3 separate regions of the Homo sapiens genome follow, and regions 2 and 3 are each linked to region 1. Evidence: chromatin contacts called from ENCODE Hi-C or POLR2A ChIA-PET data. All regions are on one chromosome and are shown on one strand. Each heading gives the region's core, a stretch centred on a gene start or an enhancer-like site at or near the end of the contact. The rest is flanking DNA. Distances are from core to core; before and after follow the strand shown.

Region 1 (3,763 bases), core at 534-3,033:
AATCTTTAAAATGCTGTAAGAAATCAGGCTTGTAGTAAGAAGGAAATCACCCACCAGCAGAAAAATGTATTTCCGGCCTTTCTTCCTCACCCTCTGCCACTGTTTTAGGATTGCTCAGTTTCATCAAGGTTTGAAGGATAGGCAGGCTCTCACTAAGAGAGAGGTAGGGAGAGGGGAGGTAGAGACCTATGAATGGGCTCAGAGGCTGGACTGCCAGAGTCTGAACCCCAGCATCTCTTCTCATTAGCTTGTCATCTTGGACAAGGTACTTTACTTCTCTGTGCCCTAGTTCCCCCAGCTGTAAAAATGAGACAAAAATGATATTGACCACATGCAGTCTTGTTGTAATGATTAAAGGAGGTAATTTTTATAAAGCACTTCAAACAGCGTCTGGCAAATGTGTTTATTGTTATCCTTATCTGCTAAGGGCCAGGCATTCATCTAGGCATGGGAGATAGATTCTTTTCAGTTGCCTTAAAAAAAAAATCCTGCAAACGATGCATGATTAATTCACATTTTGCAGTTGTAGTTATGTGACTTGCCCAAGGTTATACTGCTGCTCAGCAAGGGAGATGAAAATCTAACCGTGACTGTCTGGGTGCGGTGGCTCATGCCTGTAGTCCCAGCACTTTGGGAGGCTGAGGCGGGCGGATCACCTGAGGTCGGGAGTTCAAGACTAGCCTGACCAACATGGAGAAACCCCATCTCTACTAAAAATACAAAATTAGCTGGGTGTGGTGGCGCATGCCTGTTATTCCAGCTACTTGGGAGGCTGAGGCAGGAGAATCGCATGAACCCAGGAGGTGGAGTTTGTGGTGAGCCGAGATCACGCCATTGCACTCCAGCCTGGGTAACAAGAGTGAAACTCCATCTCAAAAAAAAAAAAAAAAAAAGAAAAAGAAAAAAATATCTAACCGTGACTGTCAACTCCACAACATGGGCCCTTTGCAAACAATTGCATATCGGCAGCCTTACACACTGAAACTAAAACTAAATCACCTCACTCCTTCCAGTGCTCTGGGCTGCATATCCAGAACAAATTATTAAATGCCTTGACTTCTTTTATAGCTTAAGCAATCTGCAAGTTAAGGGGTTATCCTACTTCTAGAGAATGCTGGAAAGCTTAATGATTTCTCCTAAAAAGAGATGATCCATCTCGAAGGAAGTGGATGAGAAAGGGAACAGGTGTTTAAAAAGTATTTTTATATTAAAACTGGGAGCTGTGGCTGGGTGTGGTGGCTCACGCCTGTAATCTCAGCACTTTGGGAGGCCAAGGCAGGTGGATCACTTGAGGTCAGGAGTTCGAGACCAGCCTGGCCAACATGGCGAAATCCCGTTTCTACTAAAAATACAAAAATTATCCGGGTGTGGTGGTGCATGCCTGTAATTCCAGCTACTCGGGAGGCTGAGACACGAGAATCACTTGAACCTGAGAGGTGGAGGTTGCAGTGAGCCGATCTCGCCACTGCACTCCAGCCTGGGTGACAGTGAGACTCTGAAAACAAGCAAACAAAAAACAAAAACAAAAACAAACAAAAAACATTGACAGCTACCTTTTGAGTAAAAAGCCATCAGTACACAATAAAATCTTTCTGTGGGAAAAAGGCAAAGAAATAAAGGTTGCTACTGTGTGAATAATTTGGCATGTCTATCTAGCTATATGAGCATTGTGCTTAAAATATTAAGGAAATTAAGTATGGGCTATACAATGTAGGCATAATGTGTATCTGAAAAAATCCTGTGTAGATGGAAAGTGTGCTGACTCAGCTGGTTCAGTTTCTGGGCCTCGTGTGGGCCCCCAGCAGCTTAACCACTTCTCTCAAGTCCTTGGTTTCCTCATGGGAGAAATGAGTATGTTGAATTAGATGACCTTTCAGGCATCTCATCATGCTGAGTTTTTTTTCCGCAGCAGGGAACATGCTACTTTACATTCTGTTTAGGGTTTGCTCAGTGAAGGGGGAGTACCAGGAATCTGGGGAATTCCCAGAATACCTGGGCACTATATATATATATATATTTGCAACACATTTAATCATAAAAGATTAATATCCTTAATCTCTAAAAGGATTTTAAAAGTCATTAAGAAACAATGACCGTCTTGCTGGAAAAGTAGGTAAAACTGATGACTTACAAAAGAAAAAATATATGTTGTCAAGAAACAGATGAGAAAATTTTAATCTTCACCAGTTGTAAATGAAATGCAAATGAAAACAAGTCAAACTTGCAAATATTATACCCAGTGAGAGTTGATAGAGAGATGCAGTGATAGGCCCATACATGGAATATAAATTGGTTCAATTTTTTATCTCTTCTGTTCCAGCAGTTGCTCTCATATCTATTTATCCTAAAGAAATAATCATATATTTATATTAAAAATATTCACTCAATGTTGCTATAGTGAAAATAAGGAATTATTAAACTATCCAACAGTAGGCAATTGGTTAAATAAATGATGCTATATTTACATAATGAAATTTTATGCAGCCATTTTCTATGTCAAGAATCTTGACATAGAATGTTAAATTAAGACCTAAATGTTAAATTAAGAAAAACAAGATGCCAAACTGCATATAAAGTATGGTATTCTTAGTTTTGGAAAAAAATGATGCACTGAATAAAAAACCCCAGAAAAATGTATGCTAATATTTTACAGCTTTTGGTTCTAGGTGGTAACTGATTTTTATCTTCTTTGGATCAGTGTTTTCGAAATGTTCTATAATGTGTATGTACTACTTTTATAATCAGAAAATAGGATATATAGAAATGGTCTGGAAAAAATGAGGAGAGAAGTTACAATAGGGAGGTCATCTTCAATCTGTTTGGACCAGCAAGTAAAAGCAGGAAATGCTGTCCACCACCAATGGCTTAAATATGTGTGTTGGATGGTGGTGGTGGTTGGTGGTTCTGGGGTTGGGGATGGGGGGAACCTTGAGATGTGATGGTTTTCTTAGTCAGAGATGGTGCTTTACAGCTGGGAAGTATCTTGAACTTGGTGGAGGTCTATCCAGACATCAGGCAGATTTCATATTTTCACAGACAAAGGCTACGTTTACGTCTAAGGGGAAAACACAAAATACTAAGATAGAAACCTCCAAAGCCCCCTCACCTTTTCAGACAACAAGAACCCCCAGGGCAGAGGGTCTTCCTCACTCTCAGAGTTACTTTGACTTCTCATCTGGTTTCGTGTGGGTAATGCATTTTCACTCTTGAGTTTCTTTTCTTTTTAAGGTATTTTCATTATGACGTTTGTTCTTTTGCAAAGAGCTAATTCTGCAGAATTCTACCCAGGGAGGGCCGAGGGAAGTTAGTGAAGGTAACGATACCAGTTAGAAAGTTGAGTTTGGGTCATCTCAGGGGCCTCCTTTGGCCTCCTTTGGCTTATGTTCTAGAGATGGCCCTTACTTCCCAGGAATAGATAGTGATGTCTTACTGAGTTGCAGGTAGAGTCTGTATTGAAGCGCAAGATTTTCTTCCCTGACTTGTCTGGGAATCCTTACCCAGGACTGTGGCTTTCCTCTTCCATATCCCTCCACCAGGAGGCAGGCTCTAAGCCTCTGTGCTGTCATCCTTTTGCCACTTCCATGAACATGCCTTCAAATACTTGAAAAAGTCACTATAGCGTAAAGTATACTTTTCTCTTTTGGTGATGCTTTTCTGCATTTTCTCTATAACCAGAGAGTAAGAATAAAACTACAGCTTGGGACCTGGCGCGGTGGCTCACACCTGTAATCCCAACACTTTGGAAGGCTGAGGAGGGTGGATC
Region 2 (3,763 bases), core at 415-2,914, 770 kb after region 1:
TTTTTTGTAGAAATGAGATCTCACCATTTTGCCCAGGCTGGTCTCGAACTCCTGGGCTCAAGAAATCTGCCTGCCTTGGCCTCCCAAAGTGCTAGGATTACAGGTGTGAGCCACCGTGCCTTGCTGGGTTTTGATTTTTAAATTTTTTATTTTGCTTCCTGGTATTGATTTTTAAAAGTCCCCTGGAAAATGCCTTGCATTTAAAAACCCTCACACCCCTTACGATAACCTATTCTGTCCCTAAAATTAAGACTATAACTTTCAAAACACTTTAGATGAAATTGTGCTAGGCCAGAGTAAGTGATCCTATTTATTTTTTTAAAAATATGTATCCAAAAAGTACAGGGGGAAAAAAAACCTATAGTGTTCTAACTATAGCAATTTCCTCCTGCTTTTATCCCTGTGTCTGAAGTGAGGTCATTTTTGTTTGTTTTTGGCAAGTGAACAGAGAAAAGAAGAAAGAAAAACACACACACACACCCTAGACTTTTCACCCCCTCCTCCTAAAACAGACACACTTGTTAATTTACAGCTTTGAAAATCATCTGGGTAGTTCTTCCATAATTCACCATCTTCCTTGGTTTTCTAGGATTTTTTTTAGAACCTTCAGACCCCAGAGGGCATTTCACTTGAAGATGCTACTCGTCTCATCCCTTCAGAAGGTGGGCTGAGGTTTCCTTAAGAATCTTCTATGAGAGTGGTCTGCAATTAGAAAGTTATAACAATTCTACCTGTGAGGGTGTTCTACAATCAGAACACTGCTCTCACTCTCCCTCCTCCTCCCCATCTCTCTCTCTCACACTCACGCACAGACACCACACACACCACACTCACACTGAAATTAAGAGTGAAAACTGTTAAGGCTAAAAATACTACAGAGAGAAAAGCATCTTTGCTAACACTTAATACTCAGAACAACTTTTTGAAAGTGAAAATGACGATGCTTTACCTGACTGATTATCAATGCAGCTGCCTTTTTTGTTTGTTGCTTGTTTTTAAGAGACAGGGTCTCACTCTGTTGCACAAGCTGGAAGCCAGTGGCATAATTATAGCCTTGACCACCTGGGCCCAAGTGACATCCTCTGCCTCAGCCTCCCGAGTAGCTGGTACTAAAGGTGCACGGCACTACACTTAGCTAATTTTATTTATTTATTTATTTTTGGTAGAGATGGGGGGGGGTCTTTCTATGTTGCCCATGCTGGTCTCAAACTCCTAGCCTCAAACTATCCTCCCACCTCAGCCTCCCAAAGCACTGGGATTACAGGTGTGAGCCACTGCACCAGATTGACACAGCTTTTTAGTTCGCTTCAGCAGCTATAGATTTACCTTCTGATGTAGTTAAACAACATTTTAGATACGTGCTGAACAGCAGTCTTGGACACCTCATTAATATGTAGTAAGGAAGAGAGCAAACCAACACTTGGAAAATTGTTCAATGAGGTGTGTGAAATGACTGGATGGAAACGCTGGTAACCCCTGGAAGTAACGCGGGAAGTATGAAGCCAGCGAGCAGGAGTATCACGAGCAGAAGACCGACCCCCGATGTCCAGGCCAGGGAGCTGCACCACCCTCAGGACCCATCACCTTCCTCACCCCTTCAAGTAAGACCGAGGCTCATGGGCAATGACGAACAAGCCAAACCACAGGGCCGGATGGAGATAGGCCGGCCTGCCATGTGCAGGATCTCTACGTTGTGAAACACTGTCTTCCTGCCTACTTGTTCTAGTCTACTCTGCTGCTTATCTGAAGTTATTTTCTGTTTGTGTACACAATCGTAGTCCCTCTTTTACTCTCTCTCTGTGCTTTTCCTTCAGTGGGAGAATTAATTTTCCATACCAGAATATTTATAAAATCCAATTTTTGCTGAGCCCTTACTACATGGCAATCACTACGTTCTGTGCCCCACATGTCTTGTTTCAGTTAATCATCACAACCACCCCACAAGGCAGAGACTATTATTAACCCTATTTGACAGAGGAGGAAACGTATGGTGTTAAGTGACTCAGCCACAATCATCCATTTAGTAATAGCACAGCTGGGATTTAAATATTCAGTGTTCATAGTGCAGTAAAGCTTATGGCACAAATTCCATTTTAGGGACAAGAACAAGAGAAGAGATTTCCAGTAGTTTAATTTCTGGAGCACAGGAGCAATTAAGAACTCTTCTCTCTTTTTTTTTTTTTTTTTTTTTTTTAACAAAAATGTTTTTTGAGACAGGGTTACCCTTTGTCTCCCAGGCTGAAGTGCAGTGGTGTGATCTTGGCTCACTGCAGCCTTGACCTCCGGGGCTCAAGGAGATCCTCCCACCTCAGCTTCCTGAGTAGCTGGGACTACAGGCACGTGCCATCATACCCAGCTAATTTTTTGTTTATTTTTTATAGAGATGAAGTCTCATTATGTTGCCCAGGCTGGTCTCAAACTCCTGGCCTCAAGCAATCCTCCTGCCTCAACCTCCCAAAGTGCTGGGATTACAGCATAAGCCATCATGCCTGGCCACTTCTACTTGATTCTATCAAAAACAAAAGAAAATATTATTTTTTAAAAGAAAATAAATGTTTTCCACGTTTTTCATTAAGGCTGTGATTCTTGTTAAATGTTAGCCAGATCAGTATCCATTATAATAGGAACACAGCACTTCAAACACAACAGAAGGCCCTAACTAAAGCAGTTCCTGTGTCAGAATCTGAGCCATGCTTCTCAAATGATGCATAGAGGAGGAAGTTAAAATGCAGGTTCCTGAGACCCACTACCTGCGTCTGAGTCTGTAAGGCACAGGTAGGGCCCAGGTATCTACATTTAAAGAAACACCTAGGAGAGGCTGGGCGCGGTAGCTCACACCTGTAATCCCAGCACTTTGGGAGGCCAAGGCAGGCAGATCACAAGGTCAGAAGATCAAGACCATCCTGTGAATGGTGAAGCCCCGTCTCTACTAAAAATTACAAAAAATTAGCCGGGCACGGTAGCGGGCGCCTGTAGTCCCAGCTACTCGGGAGGCTGAGGAAGGAGAATGGCGTGAACCTGGGAGGTGGAGCTTGCAGTGAGCCGAGATCGCGCCACTGCACTCCAGCCTGGGCAACAGAGCAAGACTCATCTCAAAAAAAAAAAAAAGAAACACCTAGGAGTTCTGATGCAGACAGACTACAGGCCAAACTTACTAGCTGCAACGAGATTTTCTCCAAGACTTGCAAATGAAGAAAATAAGATTGCTCTTGAAGTTAAAGTATGATAGTTGAATCAGTCAATGGATCAAAACCAAGAAATGGAGTAAGAGTGAGATAAGATGTCTCCCAAACATAGTATGACTTATCTTTAACTCAGTAGAAAATATTACTGTATCTTGGGCCGGGTGCAGTGACTCATGCCTGTAATCCCAGCACTTTGGGAGGGTGAGGTGGGCAGGATCATGAGGTCAAGAGATTGACACCATCCTGGCTAACATGGTGAAACCCCATCTCTACTAAAAATACAAAATATTAGCCAGGCGTGGTGGCACATGCCTATAGTCCCAGCTACTCGGGAAGCTGAGGGAGGAGAATCGCTTGAACCTGGGAGGCGGAGGTAGCAGTGAGTCAAGATTGTGCCACTACACTCCAGCCTGGGGCGACAGAGCAAGACTCCGGAAAAAAAAAAAAAGAAAAGAAAAGAAGAAAGGAAAAAGGAAGGAAGGAGAGAGAGAAGGAGGGAGGGAGGGAAGGAGGGAAAGAAATAAAGAAGGAAAATATTACTGTATCTTAAGAAAGATTGTATTGATCAAAAATGTAAG
Region 3 (3,763 bases), core at 630-3,129, 610 kb after region 1:
TCTAAATGATGAACGCAACCTTGCCTCCCTGTAACTTCTGCTTGTAGGATCTAGTTTTGCTTTCTGGAGTGGCACAGAACAAGTTGACCTTGTCAGCTGCACCAGAGCCCATGTAACTGGCAGGAACTCACCTGTCCTTTTCTGTTAAGAGTCACATTACACTCAATCTCTCACCAATTCTCTGTTGTTGGGATTCCTTACCAAGTATCCACAATTTGATAACATCTTTCACATCAATCACAGTTGCTCAGGTCAAATACATGGCATGTTTTATTGAGGGAATTTGTGAAGGCTGGCACATGATAGGCATTCAATAAATGGTAGGTACCATATTATAAATGAGGAAAAAGAAGTCAAACAAAAAGCCTACTTTGAAATACTGTCTCCTTATCCATGAGGGATTTTTCTTTTTTCTTTTTTTTTTTTGAGGTGGAGTCTCGCTCTGTTGCCCAGGCTGGAGTGCAGTGGTGCCATCTCGGCTCACTGCAACCTCTGCCTCCCAGGTTCAAGAAATTCTCCTGCCTCAGCCTCCCGAGTAGCTGGGATTACAAGCGTGTGACACCATGCCTGGCTAATTTTTATATTTTTAGTAGAGACGGGGCTTCGCCATGTTGGCCAGGGTGGTCTCGAATTCCTGACCTCAGGTGATCCGCCCACCTCGGACTCCCAAAGTGCTGGGATTACAGGCATGAGCCATTGCGCCTGGCCCCACGAGGGGTGTTTTTTAATAAATATTTGCACTCATATGAATTATACTAAGACTTGCTAAAATGTACCCAGTGACCCTTCCCTCCCAGCTTATCTTTCTATTGATGCTATTGCAAAGGGCAGGTCCCATCTGCAAATAAGGATAAGACAGCAGCAAACGGATTGGATCCAAACATCGCACTTCTGGCACTTTAGGACAAAGGGCTTTCTCTCCTCTTTGTTTCACCTGTGCAGGGCCTAGCATGAGATCCAAAATAGAATTCAAAAGGTAAGCCCACATGAGAACACGGTGTAATTATAGGGTTCCTGGGCTATACAAAAATGTGGGTTGTTGACAGTCTGTACAAGGTCTGGAGGAAGAATGAGTCCTGTTTTCAAGACTGGATGCTTTTATTTTCTGACTGCACTTTGAAAAAATCTTGTTTTGAGAGTGGGAGGAATCAGGAAGCGAAAGTACGTAAGAAACTTCATCTTTCCAGATGGCCAATCCAGAATGACCCCCCGCAAAACACACACATGTAAGACTCTGGTTTTCTGTTCTTTTTAACCCAATGTCACATGTATCACATGCAGGCATCACTAATTTCACAAAGTTCAGGCTCTCGCTTGGTAAGCTTAACTTACTTTCTCCTTCTTTGCAAGCTTAAAAAGATGCTAAGTTTTTTAGCCTCCGAAAGGAGTATCCCAGGTACTCGTCACCTGGGTAAACACACAGGCTTAGCAGGGAATTCTTCACCAGGCACGCTCATGAGACACAGTGTGTAAATAGCAGATCTGAAATTCTACCACCTGCAATTATCGAGGTGGCTTGGGCAAACTAGAATCTGTAGCCCTCTCTAGAACAGGGTCCTGGTGTTAATATTCAGAGCAACTGCCTCCCAGCGAGGACACTCACATAAACAAGGAGGATAGGAACTAGCGAACACCTGAAAATGTCCTCCCCATTGACTCTGATGGGACTGGCTGTTATTTTACATGAAGGAGCTCACATCCACATGCACAGCCCTCATCCTCCAGAACTTTCCACCACCTGCCCCCGCCAGGGTCTCCTCAAAGTGATTTAAAAAGTCAGTGAAACCTGCAAATTCTCCTAATCACACTCTCTGGAAGACCAGCCCTGCAGGTGTCACCGCCCACTCTATGCTGTCTCTCCCTCTTAACCACTGGACTATGACAGCAGCACATCACAGGGGAAAACAGCCACCAGCAGAGGGCAGTCACAACACCAGTGTGGCAGGAAATACCAGCTGAGGACTCATCACTTCCAGCTCCCAACCAGGCAGGGAGGTTACATGACACCAACTCCGACACAAAGAGGAGATCTGCCTTCGTGTCTCTCCGCTTTGCCCAGCAGGAACCACCATCATTCATTCAAGGAGAATTATCTCCAAATTCCCTTATTCCATCAAAAGTGGAGTTTTTATTAAGTGGTAGAGCTATGGAATCATGGAGCTTAAAGTCCCCAATCAATCAAACGGGCAGGCGGACATGCAGAGCATTGGAAAAACACAACTGAGGTCAAAATCTCTTGTTTCATAGGTATGTCTTTTCTGTGGTTCTATCCTTCTTGTGGTGGAGAGGGAGGACCATATATTTTGGCTAATAATTGACACTGAAACTGAATCAGTGCTTCTGGCTAGGCTAGTAGCCTAGTGCCAACCCTTACCAATCAAATTCTAGAGAATATGTAATATAAGCACTAATATTATTTATTTATTTATTTATTTATTTAGAGACAGAGTATCCCTCTGTCACCCTGGCTGGAATGCAGTGGTGCCATCTTGGCTCACCGCAACCACTGCCTCCCAGGTTCAAGTGGTTCTCCTGCCTAGGCCTCCCAAGTAGCTGTGATTACAGGTGCCCACCACCACGCCTAGCTAATTTTTTGTATTCTTAGTAGAAATGAGATTTTGCCATGTTGGCCAGGCTGGTCTTGAACTCCTGACCTCGAGTGATCCACCTACCTCGGCCTCCCAAAGTGTTAGGATTACAGGCGTGAGCCACCACGCCCGGCCATGATATTAATTTTTCCAGAAGCATGAAAAGCCTCCTTCTACAACATGGCACATAACCTATTTCCATCACATTCACTCCCTGCCACACTGATGAGATTTTTCTCAGTCGTTAGTGAGTGACCACATTGGTGTTAGACTTAATCACTCAGCCCATCACCTTCCACAACCAGGGTCAAACACAGTAGAGAATGAGGAACGCAGATGCAATTCCAGACTCTGTTTTAAATGCTGGTGATAAGAGGCGAAACAAAACAAAACAAAACAAAAGTTCTGCCTTTCAAAGACAAGGATGGTTGTGAGGATGGCAATGCGACATGAAGAAAGCAAGTGAGCTTTGCCAGACACGTTAAGACACCACGAAGGGGGGAGAAGTGAAAATCGGCCGGTTACCTCTCTCTGAATCCGGGAAGGCGTGAGGGAACAGAGCAGAAACAACACGTTAGCATTCACACGGCATCCCGCCAATAACACAGCCCCGTTAACAGCGAGTCTGAGCACTGACAGCTCATCTAATTTCCCAACTCTGCAGCAATTAATAGGCTTTCCGTGCTTATTTTAGGTCAACTGTATCACCCAGAAGTGTGTATTTTGAGCCACATTATGATGAAGCCAAGAGATGCCAGCTGAATTTACAGAGGCAACATATCAACTGGGGGAGGTAATCAAGCTTAAAATATCACAGTCAAATACAGGAAACTGTTTGCAGTAAACACTGGCAGAGGACGTGTCTTCATTTTCCAGTTCCACCTGCTCCCAATAAAAAACATACAGAAACAACGGCATGGACATAGCCTTACCTGTTTTACCGACATTCCTGACACTCTATTAACAGAGCCACATCACTGGAATCCAGGCACTTTTCCTGAGATGCATCCTTACAGGGCAACAGGGAGGGAGGGAGGCAGCACAGGTCAAGGGCGGGTGGGAAGTGGGAGAGACAGGAGATGACAGCTCAATGGGGGAGAGATCAGAGACGTCCCAGGAAAGAGAGGAATGGAACGGAGAGAGGAACACAGTGCAAGTCTGGTTGGGGCCACACT

The links. Hi-C counts contacts between places; a loop is a spot of excess contacts on that map. ChIA-PET counts read pairs that join two places held with the same protein, here RNA polymerase II (POLR2A). Pooled maps may share reads with other maps.
Region 2: a loop to region 1 is called in a map with no recorded cell type, with 16 times the contacts of the local background. The contact joins two enhancer-like sites. A Hi-C loop is called at or near these places in 3 of 37 single-sample maps with no recorded cell type and 4 of 50 pooled maps.
Region 3: a loop to region 1 is called in a pooled map, with 4 times the contacts of the local background. The contact joins two enhancer-like sites. A Hi-C loop is called at or near these places in 1 of 37 single-sample maps with no recorded cell type and 4 of 50 pooled maps. POLR2A ChIA-PET finds 5 or more read pairs at or near these places in 2 of 52 experiments (both activated CD4-positive, alpha-beta T cell).

Annotation. Positions count from the first base shown.
Region 1 is chr4:40,225,653-40,229,415 of GRCh38, forward strand. The region is part of intron 1 of RHOH (ras homolog family member H); the gene reads left to right. Among named protein-coding and RNA genes, the nearest start is that of RHOH, 31 kb to the left of the region's middle. RefSeq lists an enhancer at 1,877-1,926. Within about 2 kb of position 1,784, at least 5 of the 41 ENCODE cell types and tissues checked have a DNase peak (open chromatin) inside an H3K27ac peak, as active enhancers do.
Region 2 is chr4:40,991,192-40,994,954 of GRCh38, forward strand. All of the region lies in intron 6 of APBB2 (amyloid beta precursor protein binding family B member 2), which reads right to left. Among named protein-coding and RNA genes, the nearest start is that of APBB2, 220 kb to the right of the region's middle. Within about 2 kb of position 1,665, at least 9 of the 41 ENCODE cell types and tissues checked have a DNase peak (open chromatin) inside an H3K27ac peak, as active enhancers do.
Region 3 is chr4:40,839,257-40,843,019 of GRCh38, forward strand. All of the region lies in intron 12 of APBB2 (amyloid beta precursor protein binding family B member 2), which reads right to left. Among named protein-coding and RNA genes, the nearest start is that of NSUN7, 91 kb to the left of the region's middle. RefSeq lists enhancers at 1,333-1,422, 1,443-1,542, 1,694-2,195. Within about 2 kb of position 1,880, at least 7 of the 41 ENCODE cell types and tissues checked have a DNase peak (open chromatin) inside an H3K27ac peak, as active enhancers do.